Regions from separate parts of the Homo sapiens genome. Here region 2 is linked to region 1. Evidence: chromatin loops called from intact Hi-C (ENCODE). Cell type or tissue: OCI-LY7. All regions are shown on one strand. Links, peaks and the distances in the headings refer to the core of each region. The heading gives the core; the rest is flanking DNA. Region 1 has its middle 83 kb from the start of PIK3CG. Region 2 overlaps PRKAR2B (protein kinase cAMP-dependent type II regulatory subunit beta).

Region 1 (12,916 bases), core at 2,089-10,088:
AAATACAAAAAATTAGCTGGGCACGGTGGTGGTGCACGCCTGTAATCCCAGCTGCTCAGGAGGCTGAGGCAGGAGAATCACGTGAACCCAGGAGGCAGAGGTTAGAGTGAGCCGAAATTGCACCACTGCACTCCAGCCTGGGCGACAAAACAAGACTCCGTCTCAAAAAAAAAAAAAAAAAAAAAATCAGTAAGAAAAGACTTGACCCTTCAACGAGAAAAATGGAAAAAAGACATATAAATGACTAACAAATATGAGAAATATTCTATTTCTTTACTATTAAATAAATGTAAATTTTAAAGAACAATTAAATATCACTTTTCAACTACCAGATTAACTAACACTTAAATCACAATCATCAATGTTGCTGAGGATATGGGATAAACAGTTTGATTTACTGTAGGTGGGAACATAGATTGGTGCAGTGGCAATTTGGTTATATATACATATATATACAAATCCATATATATGTGTATGTGTGTACACATTTATGTGTGTGTTCGTATACTTTTTTTTTTTTTTAAGATAGAGTCTTGCTCTGTTGCCAGGCTGGAGTGCAGTGGTATGATCTCAGCTCACTGCAACCTCCGCCTCCTGGGTTCAAGCGATTCTCATGCCTCAGCCTCCAGAGTAGCTGGGACTACAGGTGCCCACCACCACACCCAGCTAATTTTTGTATTATTAGTAGAGATGGGGTTTCACCACGTCAATCAGGATGGTCTCCATCTCCTGACCTCGTGATCCACCTGCCTCGGCCTCCCAAAGTGCTGGGATTACAGGCATGAGCCACCACGCCTGGCCCACATTTTTTTTTTTTTTGAGATAGAGTCTTGCTCTGTTGCCCAGGCTGGAGTGCAGTGGCACAATCTCAGCTCACTGCAAGCTCCGCCTCCTGGGTTCACACCATTCTCCTGGCTCAGCCTCCCCAGTAGCCCAGTAGCTGGGACTACAGGCACCCGCCACCTTGCCTGGCTAATTTTTTGTATTTTTAGTAGAGATGGGGTTTCACCATGTTAGCCAGGATAGTCTCAATCTCCTGACTTCGTGATCCACCTGCCTCGGACTCCCAAAGTGCTGGGATTACAGGCGTGAGCCACCGCGCCCAGCCCCTATCCCACATTTTTTTTTAAGAGACAGGGTAGTATTCTGTCTCTTATACAGAGCTACAATGCAGTGATGCAATCATAGCTCATGGCTGCCTCAAACTCATGGGCTCAAGTGATATTCCACCTCAACCAAGTAGCTAGGACTACAGGCATGCACCACCATTCCCAATTAATTTTTAAAAAATGTTCCTGTAGAGATGGGATCTTGCAGTGTTGTTCAGGCTCAGGCTGGTCTAATTTCCTGGCCTCAAGCAATCCTCCTGCCTTGGCCTCCCAAAGTGCTGGGATTACAGGTGTGAGCCACCATCATCGGTCTGATCATGTATTTTCAATTAGGAAGGTACATTCCCTTTTACCTAACAATTTTATTTGTAGATACTTAGTCAAAAATGCATGACTATGTACAAAGTTGTTTTTTGTTGTTGTTTTGTTTTTCTTTTTGGAGATGGAGTCTCGCTCTGTTGCCCAGGCTGGAGTGCAGTGGCACGATCTTGGCTCATTGCAGCCTCCATCTCCCAGGTTCAAGCAATTCTCCTGTCTCAGCCTCTGAGTAGCTGGGATTACAGGCATCTGTCACCATGCCCGGCTAATTTTTGTATTTTTTGTAGAGGCAGGGTTTCATCATGTTGACCAGGCTGGCCTCAAACTGCTGACCTCAGGTGATCCACCCACCTCAGCCTCCCAAAGTGCTGGGACTACAGGCGTAAGCCACCGCACCCAGCCTGTATAAAGTTGTTAACTGAAACATTGCTCATCAGAACAAAATACTGGAAACAGTCTAAATGCCCCTTAATAAGGCACTAGTTAAATAAAATCCATACCCTAGAATACTATATAGCCATTAATAAGATTAAGATAGATGCATATATTTATATGTATTGACATGGAAAATGTCCAAGATGTATTGTTAGTGGAAAAAAGAAAGTTACAGAAGGGAATGTTTAATATGAACCCATTTATGTATTTATGTATATAAATATGCATACTATGACCCTGTTTGTGTATCTATATATACTTTGTATATATATATAAATACATAAATGGGGTCATAGTATGCATATATAGATAATAAATGAGTCTTATTATACACAGCAGAGCATGTGCATATGTGTTGTTTGTATACTCTTGAGTAATGTCGGTGGGGGTACCAAACTGCTAACCTGTGGAGAGTGGGATGGGAGGAGAGGTAGTTAGTCTAGAAGGAGGTTGAGAACCTTGATTTTACTGTTGTCTTTAAATTTATGTACTGTTAGAATGTTTTTATGATGAATGTATATTATTTTTATAATTTAAAAAACTCATAAAAATTAATATCTTCTTAAAAATCCTACTATGGCTCCCTGTGGCCAAAAAATAAAGCCCAATCTCCTTAGCTACCAAAGGCTGCCATGATTTGTTTCTGATCTACCCCTCCCTTGCAGCCTCATTTCCTGAATCTCAACTGCCCTGCCCTCCTTCTTTTGCTCCCCTCATCCACTTGGTGGTAATTTGCTTGTTTGCTCTCACATCCACTCCCTGCCCTTCTCCCTTTGCTCTGTACCCCAGAAACTACACTTCCCAAGCTCCCTTTCCCTCTTGCTAGCTTTGGAGTAGCGTTGGCCAGTGGGTGCCGCGGCAGGAGACTGGAAGGCAGGAGTCGGGGAAAGGCCGGAATCCTGCCCCACTGTCTGCTTCAGGTCAGCATCTTTAACGCTGACCTCCTCCCCTGGCTTGTTCCCAGTTCCCACGGAACATTCTCTTCCTTCATAGACCCCATTCCCTTAAGGAAGGTCTACTGTGATTCCCACTTCCACAAGATGGCCCCAGATCCTGGGCTGTGGTAGCACCACCTTCTTTCCCTCCAGTCCTAGAGGAAGCAGCAGCTCCCTGGTACAGCTGAACTCTGAGCTGCCTCACCGTCTCTGTTTGACTTCTTATCCCTTCCATCACTTACATACCCTATTCTCTGCGTTACATTTCCTCTTCTTGAAATACCTGAAGTGCTGTGTGTTTTCGGGCTAAACTGACAAAGATGCACCACTCCCTCTTCCCACAGTGACAAAAAACTTACACAATAAAAGCATACTTTAATACCTCGAGGCTTCTGTTCAAGTCGTTCTCTCAGCCTGGAATATTATTTTTTCCTTTGTCTTTCTGTCAAAACCTTATTTGTTTCTCTCTTCTCCAGGAATCTTTCTCTAATTCCCATACATATTCACCCCTAGTCTGCATTCCAACCACTTCTAGGGAGCAAATGGACTACCCCAATGCACTTTGTGTCAAGTGTTGAATAAAATACTCCAAGGACAAGCAACATCTTAAGCCAATCAACTAACATCCCGTTGGCCATAGGGGATATCTTTTTTTTTCTATTTTGAAAAGCTGACAATAGTCACCTTATCATAAAGCCTTCCCAGACCACCCTGTATCAAGTTTCCCTCCTTCCCCCAACTCCCACTTCACCTCTATTTCTTTCCATCCACATATCCAGCTTTCACATCAAGCATTACAGAAGACAGTAATCAAATCAACGTCCTGGGGTTTACTACAATGTAAGAGCCATATGAGCAGGAATTTGGTCTGTTTGGTTCTCTCTCCTATTCTGAGCAGCTGGAATAGTGCCTACATATTGACAGAATAAATGAATGATTGACAACACACTGTGCTTTGGGTCACGGAAGGTGGAGAGCGAGACTGAAATGGTAGGTAAAAAGATACCAGTTCCAGCCTCATCATACTTTCTCTCCTCTATCTTACAAAACTCCAACTAGCCTTTCTCAGATTCTTGGACCCACTAAGATCTTGCCCAACTTAAGCTCCTTTTCATCTTTAAAGCCCAGTTTAAATATTTCCCATTTTTTTCTTTCCCCTGTCTGTTTCCCAAATAATGTCCATCAAAATTTGTAGTCATTATTTTATTCTCTCATTAGAATATTCATTTCACTAGGTTTAGGACCAGGTATCCCTAGTACCTATACCTGACACATAATAAGTGTTTTATTTATTTATTTATTTATTTATTTATTTATTTATTTATTGAGACAGGGCCCTACTCTGTCACCCAGGCTGGAGTGCAGTGGCACAATCCAGGCTCACTGCACCCTCCATCTCCTGGGCTCAAGCAATCTTCTCACCTCAGCCTCCTGGGTGTCTGGGACTACAGGCACGCACTACCACACCTGACTAATTTTTGTATTTTTTTCTAGAGTCAGGGTTTTATCCTGTTGTCCAGGCTGATCTTGAACTCCTAAGCTCAAGTGATCCACCCACCTCAGCCTCCCAAAGTGCTGGGATTACAGACGTGAGCCATCATGCCTGGCCTACGTGCTCAAAAAAAAAAAAAAGCTTGAAAGAGTGTTGATGAATGGACCAAGGACAAATTTTGCCTCACAGTTTTGATTAAGATCTACTGGGTTGCCCACCATTTAATTTCTGGGGTCAAACCAGGAAACAACATTTTCTAGTAGAAATACTCAAAGCCTTCCACTTGGCCACAGTTGTATTAGGACTAGAAAGTTTCCCTACCTCTACCCTATTTGCACAAATGAGACCCTACTCATCAAATGCCACTGCATAGAAACAGTTCTATGCTACAGCCAGTTCTATCAATCAATGGCTGAATAGTAGAAATAATGGGGAAAGTATTCTTTGAGGATTTTTAGAAGATGCTCTTGAGCAAAATCTCTCTTTCACATGATCTGTATTTTGTGGTGATATTAAAGACCTTCAGGAATTTCAGCTAACTAGTTTCTTATTTTATTTTGGGGACTTGGCATTAGCAGCAATTCAACTCTCAGTCTTTCACAAACCTAAAGATTTAGCTCCCCGAGGGCCTATTCTCTACCATGAGGTATTAGGACAAATGAGAAAAATACTGAATTCCTTGCAGCCTTAGTCTCATATGCTGAATCTTTTTTCATTCTCATACTTATTGTGCCTTTTTAAAATAAAATTATAAGTTAAGATTCCTACCTTTACTAATTCCATCTATTACCAATATAAGCTTCCCCAGAGCTAAATGGCACCATCCTACTCTCTCCTGTTACATGGGCCATGTAACAGTACATTTGCACATACCTGGCACATATTTGATGCTTTAATGAAAGAGGTACTGTAGGGCCGGGTGCAGTGGCTCACACCTATAATCCCAGCACTTTGGGAGGCCAAGGCAGGTGGATCACCTGAGGTCAGGAGTTCTAGACCAGCCTGGCCAACCTGGTGAAACCACATCTTTACTAAGAATACAAAAATTAGCTGGGCATGGTGGCAAGGGCCTGTAATCCCAGCTACTCCAGAGGCTGACGCAGGAGAATCACTTGAACCTGGGAGGCAGAAGTCGCAGTGAGCTAAGATCATACCATTGCACTCCAGCTTCGACAACAGAGCGAGAATCCGTCTCAAAAAAAAAAAAAGAAAGATAGAAAGAAAAAAACAGAAGTACTGTGATTTACCAGTTTTTGTCTTTATGAAGAAAATTGACAAACAATGACATTTTATGATTTTGTAAATAATGCATCCTTTTCTGGGTAATTATTATTGCCAGTACATTATGAAGTCCTTTGTTTTGTTTTATTTTTTAAATGAGTTCACTTTTGCATTTAAGTGCCTCTTAATACCACTTTTTCTCTTCAATTTGGTAATGAATGGCTCCACATTCTTGCTTCAGTTCAGTGAAGGTTCTTTTTTAAAAGCAGGGCCAGCCAGTTTATAGTCATGCATGTCCTGCCTTAGTGTTGAAGTAGATGCGTTTGCAGAAACCAACCCCCAGGGGTCAGAATTAACCAACTAGAAGTGGCCTTAGGGGTTTTAGTCATTAGCTCAAGAACCCTCAGCTGTCTTTCTCTGGAGAGTATCTTCTTATCTGTTGTGAGAGAATTGAGATTTTCTCCAAAGAACTTTTTTACATCTCTTTACCTGAAGATATCAGAGTAGGTCTGGATGACAAAAAGAAAAGGCAATGTCAAAAATCATTGTGAGTAGGCTAATGAACCCTTTGTATATTGCACAAAAATGTTCCTGAATTGACAATTTAGATAACTATTTTAAGTCTTTCCTAATCCTTTAGCAAGAAATAATGTTCTTTGCTGGTTTTCCAACTTAGACCAAATAGCTTCTATTTTCACACTGATATAATTCTTCCTCCTTGTCTTGAACCCACTGTATGTATCTTTTTAGAAAAAAGTACATTATGTATATATATAAGTTATAATTCATAAAAACTTTTCAGAAAACTATTTCACAGAAGCACATTTGTATCTGACCTCAGATGTAGAGTATGGCAAAGGCAAAAACTAAGAACTAATGTTTAAAATGTTTATGGTGTTAAAATGTCAGGTTAACACTTAATTCAATACTTTTGGAGGATATTCCTATCAGAGTGGCTTCTTATGTTACAGTCAAAATTACTTTCTTGAGAGAAAACAAATATCCCAAAGTTTCTTGCAGCCCAGTTGTTTTCACTTTTGTCCTGTGGAAAGCCAAAGAAAAGCAAAGGCCACCACTCATGGGTAATGACCAAGCTTGAGCACCAGCATAAACTTAACTGTCATCAGAATTCCAGTAACACCTCCATCATCCTTGAACACAGTTATCATCTGTCCCCTTCCCTATTCTGCTCCCAAAATCCAATTTTCCTCCTTCATTCTTATTATCATCTGGATTCCTCATTTGGTGGTAACAAACTTCTTTATTATTCTCAACCTGTTCGAATAAATTCCCTGCTCTCTACTCTCCTTGCATAAGAGAGAAGCTCTGCAGTCCCTGTGACACCACTTTTCTGCAGTCCTCTGGGACTAGGGTAAGAGCTGTTCTGTATTTTCAAGCTCTGTTTGTGTGTATTGCAAGGAAGGTTGCAGAATTCTCCTGTTTCCGCTTCCAAACTATTAATACTTCCTTTAGTCGCTCATTGTCATTCTCATCTCTGACCTCACTACACATTCAACATAAACTCGGCCAATTGGGTCACTTCTTCCACCTGGAGGACTTTAAATCTCCATGCATAAGCCACCTTAGGCTCACAGTACCTTGAGTCTCATGACCACACCTTGAGTTTAATTACTCCTCAGAATTGCTCCATCTTGGAAATCTTAGACTCCAATACCACTTCTGCCTCCACCACCATATTCTATTCTTCTAGATCATCACAATACAGCCACCATTCAACCAGACTGCTACCGCCAGTTCTGAATCCCACCCAGGACTGGAGGCAGCAGTTTCCTTTACTCTTTTCCACCCTAGATTCCATGCTCACTTCAATCCCTTGTACTCTACCATCTCCAATTTCTCACTAGGTGGACTCCTTTTCTCCTCCCAGCTCTTCTCTCTCCTGTTTTCGTATTACATACTCTCCCTGAGTGACTTCATCTACTCCCACAGCTTCAGCTGCTACTAATAAGCTGATGCTTTCCAAATTTCCATCTCCAGCCAGATCTTTTTCCTAAATTCTGGAGCCACATAACTGAGTATCTATTGGACATTTCCATAAGCACTTCAAACTCAGCTTGTCAAAACTGAGTTACTCATCCCTCCCCTACAGTGGGAGTGGGAAATGTGATCCTCCTCCAATATCCTTCATCTTAGTGAATGGTGCATCATCTACCAAGTCTCAAATCTAAAAACCAAGAGTCATTCTTGACTCCTCTCTCCCTTGGCCACTTGGCCACATGCATTCTTTCTATCACCAAGTTCAGTCAGTTGTACTTATTCCTAAGTATCTGTGGAATGGACCCAACCCATATGGACTCTATTCATTTCTTCCTTGAATCTTTTATCAGGATTTTTTGTTGCAAACAAAAGAAACTAGTTCTGGAAAATTGGTTATAAGAAAAAAAATACACAAACACACACATACGTATCAGAAAGATACTGGGTAGCTCCCCGAAACTGAAGAAAAACTGACTAGACCTCTCCCTGAGCGACTTCATCCTCAGGGAGGATGGAGGAACCAATGGCTTACAGAGGTAAGAAACCTTCTAAGGTTTACCATTAGCTGATTTAGCTCCAATCATCTTATGTGCTTATGTACCTCCTAGCTAATCTCGTCTTAACCACTCACATACCACCTTGACAATCCAGTCTACACACAGTAGCCAATAAGCTTTCTTTTTTTTTTTTGGAGACTGAGTCTCGCTCTGTCCCCCAGGCTGGAGTGCAGTGGTGTGATCTCGGCTCACTGCAAGCTCCACCTCCTGGGTTCACGCCATTCTCCTGCCTCAGCCTCCCAAGTAGCTGGGACTACAGGCACCCGCCACCACACCTGGCTAATTTTTTGTATTTTTAGTGGAGACAGAGTTTCACCATGTTAGCCAGGATGGTCTCGATCTCCTGACCTCATGATCTGCCCGCCTGGGCCTCCCAAAGTGTTGGGATTACAAGCGTGAGCCACCGTGCCTAGCCAGCTTTCCTTCTAAAGTAGAAATCTAACGATGTCTCTCTCTTGCTTAAAATCCTTCAATGGCTAATCAGAGCTTTCAGAATAAAAATCTCCAGCATTCATGAGTTGGCGTCTTTCAGCCCCATCCCTAACCATTCATCTATCCTCCCTCCACCTTACACCCTATACTTGGGTCCTACTTACTACATTTAGCTCCCTGCATATGCAGAAATCCCTCTTGTTCTGGTGCCTGTATCAATAACAGCGGTCCTGGCAGAAACAGAACTCACCTAAGGTGGTTCAAATGAAGACCCTTGAATGAAAGAACCACTTTCAGAGGTGTGGGAAGAGTTAAGTGAATCAACAAAGGAAGATGGTGTGCCCATAGATTAGCAATGGTAGGAAACCATCACCATGTCAGGAATGAAGAGACAAGGGGAGGAAATAATATCAGAGCCCAGGGAGAGCTGGAGCCATGGGGAGAAAGAGGGTGTCAAGCATTTGAAAGTGTAATTGTTGGGAGATGCAGCTGCTGCCAGAGGATTAGAATGTCCACACATAAACCCAAGGATTCCCATACTATCTCGTATAATCCTCCGTCGTATAATTTTTTGCACATTTTCTGGTTTCCACATAAGCCTGCAAGCTTCCAGAGAACAAAGACTCCTTGCCTTAGCGTACCCGAAGCATACATAATACAGTGTCTGGCATGGAGAGAGTGCTCAACAAATATTTGCTGAATTAATGGACAAATAATTGATCCAATTGTTTTCACATTTTTTCAAAGTGAAATCTGAAATGAATAGGTTTACAGGCAGTCTAACGACAGTGAAGTGAACATTTCAGGCAGGGTTTAGAGAAGCGTTTATTGAGGTAAGAATGTTATCACTGTGTTAGATTCCTTCTGTCTCCAAGATTAGTCTCCCAAAAGAAAGTGTTATTAAATTAAAATGGAAATAACAGTTTCCTGAGTCTGACTTTTCATGGAAACAATGAGTAAGGACCCTATATTAACACAATGCAGAAGGTGAGATATAGCATCTGTCTTCCCTGCCGCAAGAAATGAAGAATCTGTGAATATCAATGAAATTACCAAAATAGGATAATTGGAGCAAAAAGAGGAAAAGTCAGCTTAACTGAGAGTAAACAGACCTCTCTTGGCCCTATAAGTGGTACGTGGAAGTGACAGTGAGATGTTCCGTAAGAAACAGAAGTAAGATGGCTCTCTGAGAGTAAATATAAATCAGCACTTAATAGACGAGATTGGAGGTATAGAAAGTTACTAGCTCTTAGAACTGGAACATTTGACTGTAATATGCTTAACTTATCTTAAAAAATGTGCAACCTTGGAGCTTGGATAGGATGTGTCAGCAACCAATATCTGATCACCTCTGGAACACAGACAGGGCTGAACTGAGCTTGTGAGACTTCAGGTCTTGAGGACCGGCCAGCCCTTGGGCCAGAGTTAATTCACTAAGATGTATAATGTGTTAGAAGTCAAGCTGGTATCTCCTAAGCACCCCCAATATCAACTTAGACTCTGTATTTGAACTTGTATACTCTACTCCAAAACAGTAAGTTTTCTTATGCAAAATTCAGAATCATAATTGAAGGCCAATATTGAAGTTAGATGACCCTTGATGAGCCAGCCAACCCCTATGATCCCCCGTTTCCACCTCTGTAAAATGGGGATGATAATTCCCACACTGCCAGCCTCACATCGTTGTCGTCGTTGTTGTTGTGACAATCAAATGCATGAGAACACACTCTGCAAATGTGCAACCATCCCATGATCGGGCCCCTGCCTGTCACTTTAACCCAGAAGAGAACTGCACATTAAAATATTGGTCCCTAATTTTTTGTTTATTTTCTTTTTAACAAGAACAAAAAGTTAGTATGATTTTTAGTTGGAATAATTAAATGCGGAAGGGCTCAGAGCAGCAGGAAAATGTCAGGCTGACTTTGCAGGGGAAGTCTCAAGTCAGTTCAGGAAAGAAACGTGGAAAATAACTGAGACAGGGAAAGGAAGAGTAAAACAAATGTGCAGCTTAAAGAAGAAGAGCCAAAAAGCCAAAAAAACTTTGGCTTCTCTTCCAAAGGCAAGAGTCTATCCCAAAAGTAAATGCCCCTTCCAAGAGCAAGAGCGAGAGGTTCTTAAAGGATAGCATCTTCTGTGGCAGTGTGGGTGGTGAGAGGGAACCGTCTATTTGAAGTCCAAGGGAAGACAAATCACTTGCATGGAGTGTGGGTAAAAATGAAACAGACAGTGAGAGGAAAAAGGCTAACAGGCTGAACTTGGGCTAAAGTAAATTCCGTCAAATATGATTAAATATACACAATGCATAGAGCAAAAGCAGGAGCTCAAGTTCACACATTAGCCAAAAACCTGGTCTCTGGCCAGTGGAGCCAAGACACAAACATGCTCACATTGTGAGCTTGCTCAGAGACCTGGAGGAAGGGATGTCAGATCGGAGGGCCCGGCGACCTGATCTGCCCACCTGCAGAATTGGTAGGACCAAATTCAAGGCACTGGAGAGAGAAACAAAAATGAAAAGTGAGCAAATACCAAACAACTTAAAGTCAGCATGTGTCCAACTCACAGCACTACCACCTACAAGTCCAGACTCTTAGATGATTCATTTCACCTTTGCAAACCCCAGGTTTCTTCCCTATAAAATGGAATTGTTCATGTTGGCTCAACTTCCCTTCCAGATTTCTTGTGAGAATCCAAACAGTTAAAAGGTAAAGTATTTCTTAAAGTGGGAAAGAGGCACACGAATAATTGGGAATTTATCTAGGTATTTTCACAAAGCCCATATCCCCTCCTCCTGGAGCAGTTTTGTGAGGTTTGATAAGAGCTTGTCTGGAGACCTCAGCTCTGGTCACATGAGCAACACACCACTTTCTTCCTGCTGAGCTTGAGCCATGGCCCAGCTGTGGCCGTGGTGACAGTGACCAGAATGATGACCAGGGCTGTGCTTTTCTCTCCTTTCTTCCCTTTTCTCAGAGCCCTGCCCAGCAACAGCAAAATACAAATCCTCTAGACTCCTGCACTCTCCACCCACTTCCTCCTGCTCAGATTCCTCATCTCCCTGCTTCCCCATAAATGGCATTTCTCGTGAAAAACGGGCCTGCTGCAGGATCTGCTGCACACTCCACCCGCCTCTACCTTTGAGTACAAGGAGAAGATGCCCCTCCTTCCTCCTGCCAGTATGGGAGAAATGTGCTGGCCTCAGCAAGGATGGTAAGGATGGGAGTAGGGGGAGTGGGGATTTTTCTGTGATGGTATAGACAAGCACATCAGGTCCTTAGAGAACTTTTGGGGACTCTCAGGGAGCTCCCTTAGGGGAGCAAAAGCAGCTAGGTTGTTGTGTCCTGTCTGCATTCTCTCTCTACCCACTCAAGTTGCAGCCCCTTGGCATCCCCATTTCACCTAGCCCCATCCTGGGAAGGCTCTCCCTTGTCCCTGGCCTCCCATGGGCTCCAGTGCACTGACCTGTCCTTGCATTGGCCTCAGCTTTCTCTCAGAAAGAGAGTTTCCAGGCTGGGTGCGGTGGCTCACACCTGTAATCCCAGCACTTTGGGAGGACAAGGCAGGCAGATCACTTGAGATCAGAAGTTCGAGACCAACCTGGCCAACATGGTGAAACCCTGTCTCTACTCAAAAAAAAAAGACGGCCAGACGCAGTGGCTCACGCCTATAATCCCAGTACTTTGGGAGGCCAAGGTGGGTGAATCACCTGAGGTGGGGAGTTCAAGACCAGCCTGACCAACATGGAGAAACCCTGTCTCTATTAAAAATACAAAAAATTAGCCAGGCGTGGTGGCGCATGCCTGTAATCCCAGCTACCCAGGAGGCTGAGGCAGGAGTATCACTTGAATCCGAGAGGTGGGGGTTGCGGTGAGCTGAGATCACACCATTGCACTCCAGCCTGGACAACAAGAGCGAAACTCCGTCTCAAAAAAAAAAAAAAAAAAAAAAAAAACAAGACAAAAATTAGCCGGGCATAGTGGCGGGTGCCTGTAATCCCAGCTACTCAGGAGGAAGAGGCAGGAAAATTGCTTGAACCTGGGAGGCAGAGGTTGCAGTGAGCAGAGATCACACCACTGCACTCCAGCCAGGGTGACAAACCGAGACTGTCTAAAAAAAAAGTAAGAGAGTTTCAAGCCCTCACAGGAGCTCAGGATTCCAATGAATTCAGCCATGCAGGGCTCACTTTGTTTTCTATCCTTTTATCCCTTTTGTTGGAAAAAAACGTTTCACTCTGTCCTCACCATCCAGTTTGGCAGCATCATATTTTGTAAATATGTTTACAAAGAGATTTACTAATCTACAGGTTTGCTCCTGACCCTTTGTTGTTTGAGACCCCAAACTCCTGGGACAGAGATGGGTTCCAATCTACCGGGGAGATGTCTAAGCACTCAAAAGAAAAGAGGGACTTGAGGCCACTCCATAATA
Region 2 (12,916 bases), core at 2,732-10,731, 140 kb after region 1:
TTAAATTATTGTGCTTTTTTGGTAACAAGTTTTTTACATTTTAAAGTTGTTCTTTATATTTTAATCAATTCATCATTCAAAGTTCTGTGCCCCAAATTATAAAATAGTTCACATTTTAATGCTTTTAGCAGTCAATCTGAGTGATTCAGATTAGTTTTGATCTAAATTTAAATGTTATGTTATTATCTTTTCAGCTAGAAATCTGAAAATATCTTGTTGCCAACCATATTAGTGGATATATATCTAGAAATATGTAAAGCGTAGTATTCATTTATACAAATAGGAAACTTATACATTTTTGGGAGTGATTTGCTTACAGTTTAGTTCGGTTTATTATTGCTCTTTGTTTCTCCCTGGATCAGGGAGAAAACCCTTAATACTGGGAAAATCAATTTAATTCCTATTATAATGACTACCATCTATATACTTTTTTTTTTTTTTTGAGATGGAGTCTTGCTCTGTCACCCACACTGGAGTGCAGTGGCGCGATCATGGCTCACTGCAAGCTCCGCCTCCCGGGTTCACGCCATTCTCCTGCCTCAACCTCCCCAGTAGCTGGGACTACAGTGCCTGCCACCATGCCTGGCTAATTTTTTTTTTGTATTTTGTTAGCAGAGACGGGGTTTCACCGTGTTAGCCAGGATGGTCTCGATCTCCTGACCTGGTGATCCACCCGCCTCGGCCTCCCAAAGTGCTGGGATTACAGGTGTGAGCCACCACGCCCGGCCTATATACTTTTGAAGTATCTGCAAATCAAACAGAAGATTAATAGTACAGGTATATACGTAAGGGAGATGCTAACAACTGAGGAAGTCATGTTTGCTTGGTTTGCAGAATTGTGATTATTAAATATCATATTCCTTTGTAATTATGGATCCTATGAAAAATAAAAGATCTACTTGTCTCTGTTTGTATAACTTGGAATGGATGAGACCTGCCCTCTCAGCCATCTATAAGCAATAATGTTAGATGCTCTGTGATGATTTGGAAGAAGGTGAGGAGAGGGAGGAATATACAAGGGAGGTGGGCATGGATGGAGTGAAGAGTGGAAGGTGATGATTGTACCAATTTTCTGTGTTTTAATTTGAAATCATCTCCAACTTCCATATATTCAGCAAGAGTAAGTCAAAATACTTTTTTGGCCTTTTTAATGATGAGGTCATGTTTCTCACTGTAAGGTTCAATTATCAAAATTTTTCCAAAATGTAATATTTATGAATCAATCTTTTTTTATAGTTGTGATTAGTATATGCATATATGTTACATCATTAAAAAACTTTTATTATAAAATTGATAAATGCTTATGGTAAAAAAGTGAAGTAGTACAGAAGAGTATAAAATGAAAACAAAGGGTTGTGTCTCTACAGTGTTCCCAGTCCCAGTCCTAAAAAATAGCCATACCTAATAGTTTGTTGTGTATTTCCTTGGGTGTTTTTATGCACATACATATTTAGTTGAAATTAAACTTATATCCAATTTTTTGAACATTGTCTTTTTCACTTAATAGTGTATTGTGTTCTATTTTCCATGACCTTACCTCTAAAGCTACCTCTTGCTTTTTAATGACTTAAAGCCACCTCTTGCTTCTTAATACTTCTTAATGGTGTCCTATTATATGTGTGTATTGAAATGTATATAACAAGGGTATTTAGTTTTTAGGTACAAATACCTGCATAGTTTTGCAAGTACATCTACAGGATATATTTTTTAGAAGTGGAATTGCTTAATCAAAGAAGCATGAAATTTGAGCATGTGAAATTTGTATAGGCATTGTCAAATTGCCCTCTAAAACAGTATGCTGATTCATATTCCAATCTTAGGTTCAACACAGTGTAAAACACTTGATATTACAAAATTTTGAAATGTCTGTTAATTTGCTAGCTCAGTTATATTTCAGTTGGCATTTCCTTATTTATGAGTGAAGCATAGCTCCTTTTAATTATTGTTGACCGTTTATATTTTCTTGTGTGAATTTCCTGTTAAATTTTTTTTTCTCTGATTTGTAAGTGTACAGATCTGAGGTTCAATGGCTTTGAGTTCGGATTTGGGCTTTACTACTAACTAGTTGTTTGACCTTGAGAGGGTTATTTAGTCTGAACTTCAGTTCATTATCCGTAAAATGTGGTAGTAAGACTGCCCAGCTCATAAGGTATGGTTAATTAATGAGATAATGAATAGAAAATACTTAACCGATTTCTTAAAGTACAGTGAGAATATATGCTTGCTAGTAGCATTACTAATATTAGTAGGGTTTTTTTTTAAATTAAAAGTAGAAATTTTCAGAAATGTCTTTTTTTTTTAAGACAAACTCTCTGTTGCCGAGGCTGGAGTGCAGTGGCATGATCTCAGCTCACCCCTAGGCTCAAGTGATGCTCCCACCTCAGCCTCCCACAAGCTGGGACTACAGGTGTGCGCCACCATGCCTGGGTCATTTTTGCATTTTTTTGTAGATATGGGGCTTTGCCACATTGGCCAGGCTGGTCTTGAACTCCTGGGGCTCAAGTGATCTGCCAAGCTTGGCCTCCCAGAGTGCTGGGATTAGGCATGCGCCCCCTCACCGGACGAAAATGTCTTTATAGCATCCATATGATAATTTGGTTTACTTCGTAAACATAATGATATGGTAAGTTTCAATAGATTATCTAATATCGAACTATCCTTATATTCCTGGAATGAACTCTGCTTGGTCATAGCATATTGATTATTAATTATATTCTTAAAATATAACTAACGTATAACAACTATTGTTTAACACAAATTAAAACACTTTTAAGATTATGTATACTTCATGGCTTTAAAATAATTACAGAATAGTTTTATAAAATTGCAGTGAAACTTTTTCACACATAGGAAAATGTTATATGTTCTATTATGTGCCTTTTAAGAATGTATGCCCCTCTGAAATAGTATATTATTTTGACAGTCTAAGTCCTCTTACTTAAGATTGATTTTAGATTGAGAATCTAGCAGAAAAGTGAAATAAATACATAGAGAACATTTATGTAATTCACATTTAATGTTTTTTTTTTCCTAAAAGCATTTTCATCCATCAAATATGGACTTTTTTCTTATTTCCTCCTTTTAAACTTGAAAAGTACTATATTAAGGGCATTAGAAACGTGGTGCTGCATAACATAAAGATATTTCATTTTGAAAAAGAACTTGGGTTCCATTTTGCATACAAACTTTAATATAAATAGAACCTGGAATTCCAGTAAGAACCACTTTAAATAATCATAATAGCTACCATTTATTTAGAGCTTACTGTGAGCCAGGAGCTTTTCTAAGTGCTTTACATGTATTAAATCATTTTATTATTTAAGTGCAGCTCTATATGACGGGCACTGTTACTGTTCTAATGTTACCAGTAAGGAAACTGATCCAGAGAGGTTAAGTCCTTTCCCAAGCTTACACAGTGACTGATGGGCAGAGACTGGATTCAAATTCAGGCATTCTCTCTGTAATCCCAGTACTTTGGGAGGCTGAGGCAGGCGGATTGCATGAGCTCAGGAGTTCGAGAGCAGCCTGGGCAACCTGGTGAAACCCTGTCTCTTTTCCTTACTTTCTATTTCTATTGCCACCACTCCAGTTATCACACACTTAGATTACTTATCTCTCTTGAATTAGTCTTCCTCTTCTTTTCTCACTCACCTAGTACATCTCTGCCCTAACATCCCACATATGATAAAGTTTATACATTTTAATTTAATTTATATATTTTAACTCAGGGTCCTCAGGAACCTACAGTCTCAGTTACTCTGTTAACCCCATTTTCTATTACACCAGCCACAAATGCTCTCATATAACCAAGCTGTGGCTGCCTACTGTATACTAAACATTCATTGATTTACAGTATGTCGTGTAATTCTCTCATCAGCTTTTAGATACTATTATTATTTCCGTTTTAAAGAAACGAAAACTGAGGCACAGAGAAATTAACTGGTAGAAGGAACCCACAGCTTATCAGGAGAGCAGTCAGAGTTTGAATCCAGTGAGCCACTCGTTGGAGGTGGGTTCTTCAGCATGGTCTTTCATAGGGGCGGAAACCTCGTTCAGGTATCCTATGCAGTTATCTTGAATCAGAATCTGTGGGGTGATTTATTTATCTAGTGAGTGATGCCTAGCACCTATTTACATGGTCAGAGAATGCCTCTCTCAGGAGCTGACATTTCAGCCAAGGCCTGGGAAGTACAGGGTGGAGGGTGAGGGGAAAGGAGAGCATTCCAGGGAAAGGAGATGTTGTGTGTAAAGGTCTGGAGCTTATTCCCTCATTTGTCAGCAGTGTGAATGTTTATCTTTTTGACATCATTCTTACGTCTTTTGGCAGCTTAAGCCAAATATATCAATCTATTTTTTGAGATTTACTCCTCATGTGATTCTCATACAGTTGGCTTTTATTTTATTTTATATTTTATTTTATTTCGAGACACTCTTGCTCTGTTTCCCAGGCTGGAGTGCAGTGGTGTGATCTTGGCTTATTGCAGTCTCCTCTTCTCGGGTTCAGATGATCCTCCTGCCTCAGCCTCTTGAGGAGTTGGGGCTACAGGCGTGTGTTACCACGCCCGGCTAATTTTTGTAGTTTTAGTAGACCCGTGGTTTTGCCATGTTGGCCAGGCTGGTCTTGAACTCCTGGCCTCAAGTGATCCACCTGAGTTGGCCTCCCAAAGTGCTGGGATTACAGGCATGAGCCACTGCACCCAGCCGGAGGTAGGTTTTAATAATCATATTTTGGGAGGCCGAGGTGGGTGGATCACCTAAGGTCAGGAGTGCGAGACTAGCCTGGGCAACATGGTAAAACCCCGTCTCTACTAAAAATAGAAAAATTACCTGGGCACGGTGGCCTGTGCCTGTAATCTCTGCTACTCGGTAGGCTGAGGCAGGAGAATTGCTTGAACCTGGGAGGTGGAGGTTTCAGTGAGCCAAGATTTGCCACTGCACTCCAGCCTGGGAAACAGAGCGAGACTCCATCTCAAAAACAAACAAACAAAAAAATAGTCACATTTTACACATGAGAAAAATTGAGATTCATAATACTTAGCAATGTGTAAAGGTCATATAATAAGTGGCAGGAAAAAAATGGCAGAGATGGGATTATGCTTCAGGCTCTCTGAATTCTGCGCTCTTTCCTCATACTGTTGATCAGTCATTCTACATGTAACCATGGATAATAATTTATACTCCTCCCATAACAGATGGATTTATCTTCCTAACCAGGTTCTACATTAGTAGAGTTTAGGGACCCTGTTTAGTACTTGTCTCCCTCATAAACACCAACTACTGCGTTATATATAAATGGTCAGTAAATAAAAGTTGTTTCCATGTATCAGTTTTGCTAAAGCCAGAGGCATTTCAGACCATTTTTCCTATGGTAAAATAAAATTTTGATAGTTAAAAAGTTATTTGCAGGGTACATGCATCATTTTTCTAAAAACAATAAAGCTATTTATAAAGAAATACCAGGCAGTGGTTCTGAAATACATGGAACATAAAAACTAAATTAAAGATCTAAGGCCAACCTTACTTGTTTTGCAGATTTATTCATTTGCTCAGCACAATTGGTTGGAAGAGAATAACTTCAGTTTTGCAGACTATCATTTACATTCTCTACTAGCACAGATAAGCAGATAAAACAGTCATGGACACTCCTTTCAGAACCACACATGATCCCTGAGTTATGTATCACCCATTTTGTGGTTGTAATTCTATTGACTAGTCACTAGCATTTGAATCTGTCATCTTGCAAATACAACTTTCTTATCAATGACTGCCCTATGGTTTTATTCTTAGTTACTTTTGGTAACTGGTTGGATTGTCTTGTTTTCCTTGTCATGATCTTTTTAAACACGTATTCTTAACATCTGAATTCTCTTTGGTTGCAAGTGACTGCAATGTGCAAACACCTTTAATTCAATCAAGTGAAAAGGGGGTTTATTGAGATGGCAGGGGTGTGGTTCACAGAATCACCAAGTCACAGCAAGGGTAGGGGTGCAGTTGGATTTCAGAAGCAACTGGAACCTGGTTTTGAGCCCTGTTAGGAATCTCTCCATCTCTTGCCTCTGATTCTCTCTTGCGGCCAGCTACTTGCTCCATATGGTGAGGAGCATCGCCACTGCAGTTCCACATTTTACAGCTGCAGCAAGAAAGAGGTGGACCTGACATCCCCTCTCATTCAAGGCTTCCCCAAAATCCCAGGAAAGCATTCTAATTAGCCCAGCTATCCTGGATTGACCTGGAAATTGTCTCATTTGCCCCTATGGGGTCTGCTATGGCACAGGGCTCAGAAACCCTGACCTCACCTGGAGCTAATTTTGACTGACCCATGTCAGCTTATGAGAACTGTATCTGCCAGCTGATTTTTAGTTTAGACTGGCTGCCCTGAAGAAGCCCTCTGTCTTTCTTTGCCAAAGGCAGTGTCTCTGTTGGCTCGCTGAGCTTCCTTTCCAGCCTAAGGGGACATCTGCAGTTTACTCAGCATGTTTGCAAATCTGAGAAAACTGACAATCCCTGAGCTTCTTCTGTGAGGGAAGCTCAAGTCACCTGTTTCACCACCTGCTGTGCAACTGCAGGTGACCCGTTTGGATGTGTCTTTTTCTGTTGAGAAACATTACTGTTTATAACAGAATAATACTTAACATAGAATGACAGGAAATAACAATACTAGACAAATGTTTCTCTTTAAAAGAATGGGACCGTTATCTTGCATATCAGTTCTTCTAGCTACTAAAGGAAAAGGTCCCAAAAAAGAAATAATACTTTACATTTACACCACAAGTTTTTCAAAGAGATAAAGTGGGAGGCTAAAGGTCACTGTCATCTTTCATCTTATGAACTGTTTTTTGATGTTATTTTCTTCAGAACATTAAGAGCAGCCAACCACCTGGTTCCCTCATTATGCAAAATTATTGCATTTTAAGATCAGATTGGATGTTATTTCCAGAACTGTAAGCATTTCTAATTTGTAAGAGCACTGGTTTTTTTTGGTGCAAAAAGGATCGTTTTTGGAATGATTATACTGTAATAACTGTAGAAGAGATAGTTTTATATGTGGTTGGTTGTGCTGTCACTTTAGTTAAATTCAAAGGCATTTATAATTATTCACCATTTGCAAGACATTCATATGTGCATTCTATGAGACTGCTAAAGGTAAGTAAGGTATAGCTTGTGCTTGAGTCCTAGAGGAGCTAAATGGGTATGATGACTCTCCTCCCAGAGGAGGGTGCATCATGACAAATGTCACCTACCCTGATTCTACTAAACCTATGCCACAGAGAGCACAAGCACAAAGGAGCTGCGTGCACATTCCACTCAGTGAGTCTGTGCCCTGCAGTAGGTGGACAGTGAGAGCCTGTGAATGTGAATCTGCCATTCCTGCAGGCTCACTTGGTTCCTGCATGCCTCCCAGAGCATGAACATTTCTAGGGCTTAAAGGTATCCATTTTGCATATAACATGGCGTCTAAATACAAGTCAGCAGTAACTTCTAGTGCTTACAAGGAAAAGGCAATCAGTTTTAATGGTGGAAATGCCACTATTTTGGACTTCTTGTAGGGCTATGTGACAGTCTCCAGCAGTGGCTTCCTATGGGATTTTCAAGAATAACCTGGACGATAGAAGATTTTTGCCTCATATGTTGTTTAGAATTTATCACCCATGTAAGATGCGAATCTACTGAAACAGAAACATAAATAAGGTGCGTTCTGTGTTTCTATGTAGAAGAGAGTATTTAATCCTAACTCATGTATTTATTTTGGGGAAAAGTGTCAGGGAGGATGTGGCATTTGAGCAGAGATTTGAGGGAAGAGAAGGATTTTTATAGGTGGGAATGGGTAGTGGAAGGAATAAATTTCCAATTCAGCAAACCATGTAAGTTAATATGATGTTCAGGGAATAGTGAATAGTCTAATAAGGTTTGGAATATGTGGGCTTTATTATAGGAAGAAGAGGCCCTAAATATAGGTTTGGATCAGATTGTGGGGGAGGGTAGCCTTGAAAGCCACTGTCACTGTAAGAGTTTGGATTTTATTCTGTATGTGATGGGGAACCATTAAGTTGTGTGTGTGTGTGTGTGTGTGTGCGTGTGTCTGTGTGTGTGTGTGTGTCACAGAATGAAATTAGCAGATGTATCATTACCAGAAATGGTCAGGATAGAATCCTGAAGTTTCAAAATAGGTCTTTATAGTCCTACCTATTCCTTTCATGGTGGTCATTATCCAGGAAGCAGCTGAAAGGAGATGATGTCTTTCAGGGGATAGCGGTGTTTAAGGATTAAACACTCTTATTGAAGTGTGTGTGGACTAAGAGGAAATGAGGGACATAGACTATCAGCCCATTGTGCTGCTATTGCCTGTATATTATATATGTTATAAACCTACTAACAATTCAGTGTTATAGTTGTTGCTTTATGAAATGTGATGTCTTAAGGAAATTAAGAGAAGAGCAAAAATTTATGTTTACTCTTTTCTGTTTACTCACATACTTATTTAAAATTTAAAAAATTTATCTATGTATTTTTATTACAATTTTAAACATAACATAAAATTCACGATTTTTACCATTCTTAGGTGTATGGTTCTGTGGTATTAAGTACATTCACATTGCTGTGCACCCATTATCACCATCCATCCACAGAACTGTTTAATCTTCACAAACTGAAACTCCGTACCTGTTAAATACTTAACTCCTCATTCCCTTCTGTTCCCAGCCCTGGCAGCCAACATTCTTTCTGTCTCTTTGAATTTCAGTACTCTAGGTACCTCATAGATGAGGACTCATGCAATATTTATCCTTTGGTGACTGGCTTCTTTCACTTCGTGTAATGTTTTCAAGGTTCATTCATGTTGTAGCGTGGGTCAGAATTTCCTTCCTTTTTAAGATGATATAATTTTCTATTATATGTAAATATCACATTTGTTTATTCATTCATCTGTTGATGGACACTTGGGTTGCTTCTACCTTTGGCTATTGTGAATAATGCTGATGTGAATATGGACGTACAGATATCTGTTTGTGTCTCTGCTTTCAGTTCTTTTAGGTATGTACCCAGAAGTGGACTTGTTGAATCATGTGGTGATTCTGTTTATTTTTTTGAGGAACTGCTGTGCTGTTTTCCATGGTGCTGCACCATTTTACATTCCCACTAACAGTTCACAAGGGTTCCAGTTTCTCCAGATCTTTACCAATACCTGTTATTTTGGTTTTTTGATAATAGCCAACCTAATGGGTATGAAGTATCTTACTGTGATTTTTACTTGTCTTTTTCTAATGACTTTGTGATATTGGAGAAATGTCTACTTAAGTCCAGTGCCCACTTTTTTTTCTTTTTTTTTTTTATTATACTTTAAGTTCTAGGGTACATGTGTACAACGTGCAGATTTGTTACATATGTATACATGTGCCATGTTGGTGTGCTGCACCCGTTAACTCATCATTTACATTAGGTATATCTCCTAATGCTATCTCTCGCCCCTCCCCCCACCCCATGACAGGCCCCGGTGTGTGATGTTTTGCACTCTGTGTCCAAGTGTTCTCATTGTTCAATTCCCACCTATGAGTGAGAACATGCGGTGTTTGGTTTTCTGTCCTTGCGATAGTTTGCTCAGAATGATGGATTCCAGCTTCATCCATGTCCCTACAAAGGGCATGAACTCATCCTTTTTTATGGCTGCATAGTATTCCATGGTATATATGTGCCACATTTCCTTAATCCAGTCTATTACTGATGGACATTTGGGTTGGTTCCAAGTCTTTGCTATTGTGAATAGTGCCGCAATAAACATACGTGTGCATGTGTCTTTATAGCAGCATGATTTATAATCCTTTGGGTATATACCCAGTAATGGGATGGCTGGGTCAAATGGTATTTCTGGTTCTAGATCCTTGAGGAATCGCCACACTGTCTTCCACAACAGTTGAACTAGTTTACAGTCCCACCAACAGTGTAAAAGTGTTCCTATTTCTTCACATCCTCTCCAGCACCTGTTGTTTCCTGACTTTTTAATGATCGCCATTCTAACTGGTGTGAGATGGTATCTCATTGTGGTTTTGATTTGCATTTCTCTGATGGCCAGTGATGATGAACATTTTTTCACGTCTGTTGGCTGCATAAATGTCTTCTTTTGAGAAGTGTCTGTTCATATCCTTTGCCTTTTTGATGGGGTTTTTTGATTTTTTCTTGTAAATGTGTTTAAATTCTTTGTAGATTCTGGATATTAGCCCTTTGTCAGATGGGTAGGTTATAAAAATTTTCTCCCATTCTGTAGGTTGCCTGTTCACTCTGATGGTAGTTTCTTTTGCTGTGCAGAAGCTCTTTAGTTTACTTAGATGGCACTTGTTTGTTTTGGCTTTTGTTGCCATTGCTTTTGGTGTTTTAGTCATGAAATCTTTGCCCATGCCTATGTCCTGAATGGTACTGGCTAGGTTTTCTTCTAGGTTTTTTATGGTTTTAGGTCTAACATGTAAGTCTTTAATCCATCTTGAATTAATTTTTGTATAAGGTGTAAGGAAGGGATCCACTTTCAGCTTTCTGCATATGGCTAACCAGTTTCCCCAGCACCATTTATTAAATAGGGAATCCTTTCCCCATTTCTTGTTTTTCTCAGGTTTGTCAAAGATCAGATGGTTGTAGATGTGTGGTATTATTTCTGAGGGCTCTGTTCTGTTCCATTGATCTATATCTGTTTTGGTAACAGTACCATGCTGTTTTGGTTACTGTGGCCTTGTAGGATAGTTTGAAGTCAGGTAGCATGATGCCTCCAGCTTTGTTCTTTTGACTTAGGATTGTCTTGGCAATACGGGCTCTTTTTTGGCTCCACATGAACTTTAAAGTAGTTTTTTCCAATTCTGTGAAGGAAGTCATTGGTAGCTTGATTGGGATGGCGTTGAGTCTGTGAATTACCTTGGGCAGTATGGCCATTTTCATGATATTGATTCTTCCTATCCATGAGCATGAAATGTTCTTCCATTTGCTTGTGTCCTCTTTTATTTCGTTGAGCAGTGGTTTGTAGTTCTCCTTGAAGAAGTCCTTCACATCCCTTGTAAGTTGGATTCCTAGGTATTTTATTCTCTTTGAAGCAATTGTGAATGGGAGTTCACTCATGATTTGGCTCTCTGTATGTTATTGGTGTGTAAGAATGCTTGTGATTTTTGCACATTGATTTTGTATCCTGAGAGTTTGCTGAAGTTGCTTATCAGCTTAAGGAGATTTTGGGCTGAGACGATGTGGTTTTCTAAATATAAAATCATGTCATCTGCAAACAGGGACAATTTGACTTCCTCTTTTCCTAATTGAATACCCTTTATTTCTTTCTCCTGCCTGATTGCCCTGGCCAGAACTTCCAACACTATATTGAATAGGAGTGGTGAGAGAGGGCATCCCTGTCTTGTGCCAGTTTTCAAAGGGAATGCTTCCAGTTTTTGCCCATTCAGTATGATATTGACTGTGGGTTTGTCCTAGATAGCTCTTATTATTTTGAGATATGTCCCATCAGTACCTAGTTTATTGAGAGTTTTTAGCACGAAGGGCTGTTAAATTTTGTTGAAGGCTTTTTCTGCATCTATTGAGATAATCATGTGGTTTTTGTATTTGGTTCTGTTCATATGATGGATTACGTTTATTGATTTGCGTATGTTGAACCAGCCTTGCATCCCAGGGATGAAGCCCACTTGATCATGGTGGATAAGTTTCTTGATGTGCTGCTGGATTCAGTTTGCGAGTATTTCATTGAGGATTTTTGCATCGATGTTCATCAGGGATATTGGTCTAAAATTCCCTTTTTTTGTTGTGTCTCTGCCAGGCTTTGGTATGAGGATGATGCTGGCCTCATAAAATGAGTTAGGGAGGATTCCCTCTTGTTCTATTGTTTGGAATAGTTTCAGAAGGAATGGTACCAGCTCCTCTTTGTACCTCTGGTAGAATTTGGCTGTGAATCCGTCTGGTCCTGGACTCTTTTTGGTTAGTAGGCTATTAATTGTTGCCTCAATTTCAGAGCCTGTTATTGGTCTATTTAGGGATTCGACTTTTTCCTCGTTTAGTCCTGGGAGGATGTATGTGTCCAGGAATTTATCCATTTCTTCTAGGTTTTTTAGTTGATTTGCATAGAGGTGTTTATAGTATTCTCTGATGGTAGTTTGTATTTCTGTGGGATCGGTGGTGATATCCCCTTTATCATTTTTTATTGCATCTATTTGATTCTTCTCTCTTTTATTCTTTGTTAGTCTTGCTAGCGGTCTGTCAATTTTGTTGATCTTTTCAAAAAACCAGCTCCTGGATTCATTGATTTTTTTTTTTTGAAGGGTTTTTTTGTGTCTTTATCTCCTTCAGTTCTGCTCTGATCTTAGTTATTTCTTGCATTCTGCTAGCTTTTGAATGTGTTTGGTCTTGCTTCTCTAGTTCTTTTAATTGTGATGTTAGGGTGTCAATTTTAGATCTTTCCTGCTTTCTCTTGTGGGCATGTAGTGCTATAAATTTCCCTCTACACACTGCTTTAAATGTGTCCCAGAGATTCTGGTATGTTTCTTTGTTCTCATTGGTTTCAAAGAACATCTTTATTTTTGCCTCCATTTCGTTATGTGTACCCAGTAGTCATTCAGGAGCAGGTTGTTCGGTTTCCATGTAGTTGAGTGGTTTTGAGTGAGTTTCTTAATCCTGAATTCTAGTTTGATTGCACTGTGGTCTGAGAGACAGTTTGTTAGAATTTCAGTTCTTTTACACTTGCTGAGGGGTGCTTTACTTGCAACTATATGGTCAGTTTTGCATTAAGTGTGATGTGGTGCTGAGAAGAATGTATGTTCTGTTGATTTGGGGTGGAGAGTTCTGTAGATGTCTACTAGGTCTGCTTGGTGCAGAGCTGAGTTCAATTCCTGGATATCTTTGTTAACTTTCTGTCTCATTGATCTGTCTAATGTTGACAGTGGGGTGT

The links. Hi-C counts contacts between places; a loop is a spot of excess contacts. Peaks named below come from ENCODE experiments on the same cell type or tissue, not always from the same donor. Only the 100,000 strongest peaks of a DNase experiment are listed, where the experiment ranks them.
Region 2: a loop joins it to region 1, with 6 times the contacts of the local background. A loop is called at or near these places in 2 of 110 quality-filtered maps.

What each region holds. Positions count from the first base shown.
Region 1 is chr7:106,941,580-106,954,495 of GRCh38, forward strand. No RefSeq gene overlaps it. Among named protein-coding and RNA genes, the nearest start is that of PIK3CG, 83 kb to the left of the region's middle. In OCI-LY7, for the core only: a CTCF peak has its summit at 5,849 (motif pointing right); a DNase peak (open chromatin) is centred at 5,862.
Region 2 is chr7:107,084,197-107,097,112 of GRCh38, forward strand. The region is part of intron 2 of PRKAR2B (protein kinase cAMP-dependent type II regulatory subunit beta); the gene reads left to right. Among named protein-coding and RNA genes, the nearest start is that of PRKAR2B-AS1, 11 kb to the left of the region's middle. In OCI-LY7, for the core only: no CTCF peak of the experiment used is centred there; DNase peaks (open chromatin) are centred at 4,025, 6,505, 7,315, 8,975 and 5 weaker places; H3K4me3 peaks cover 7,320 bases; H3K27ac peaks cover 7,963 bases.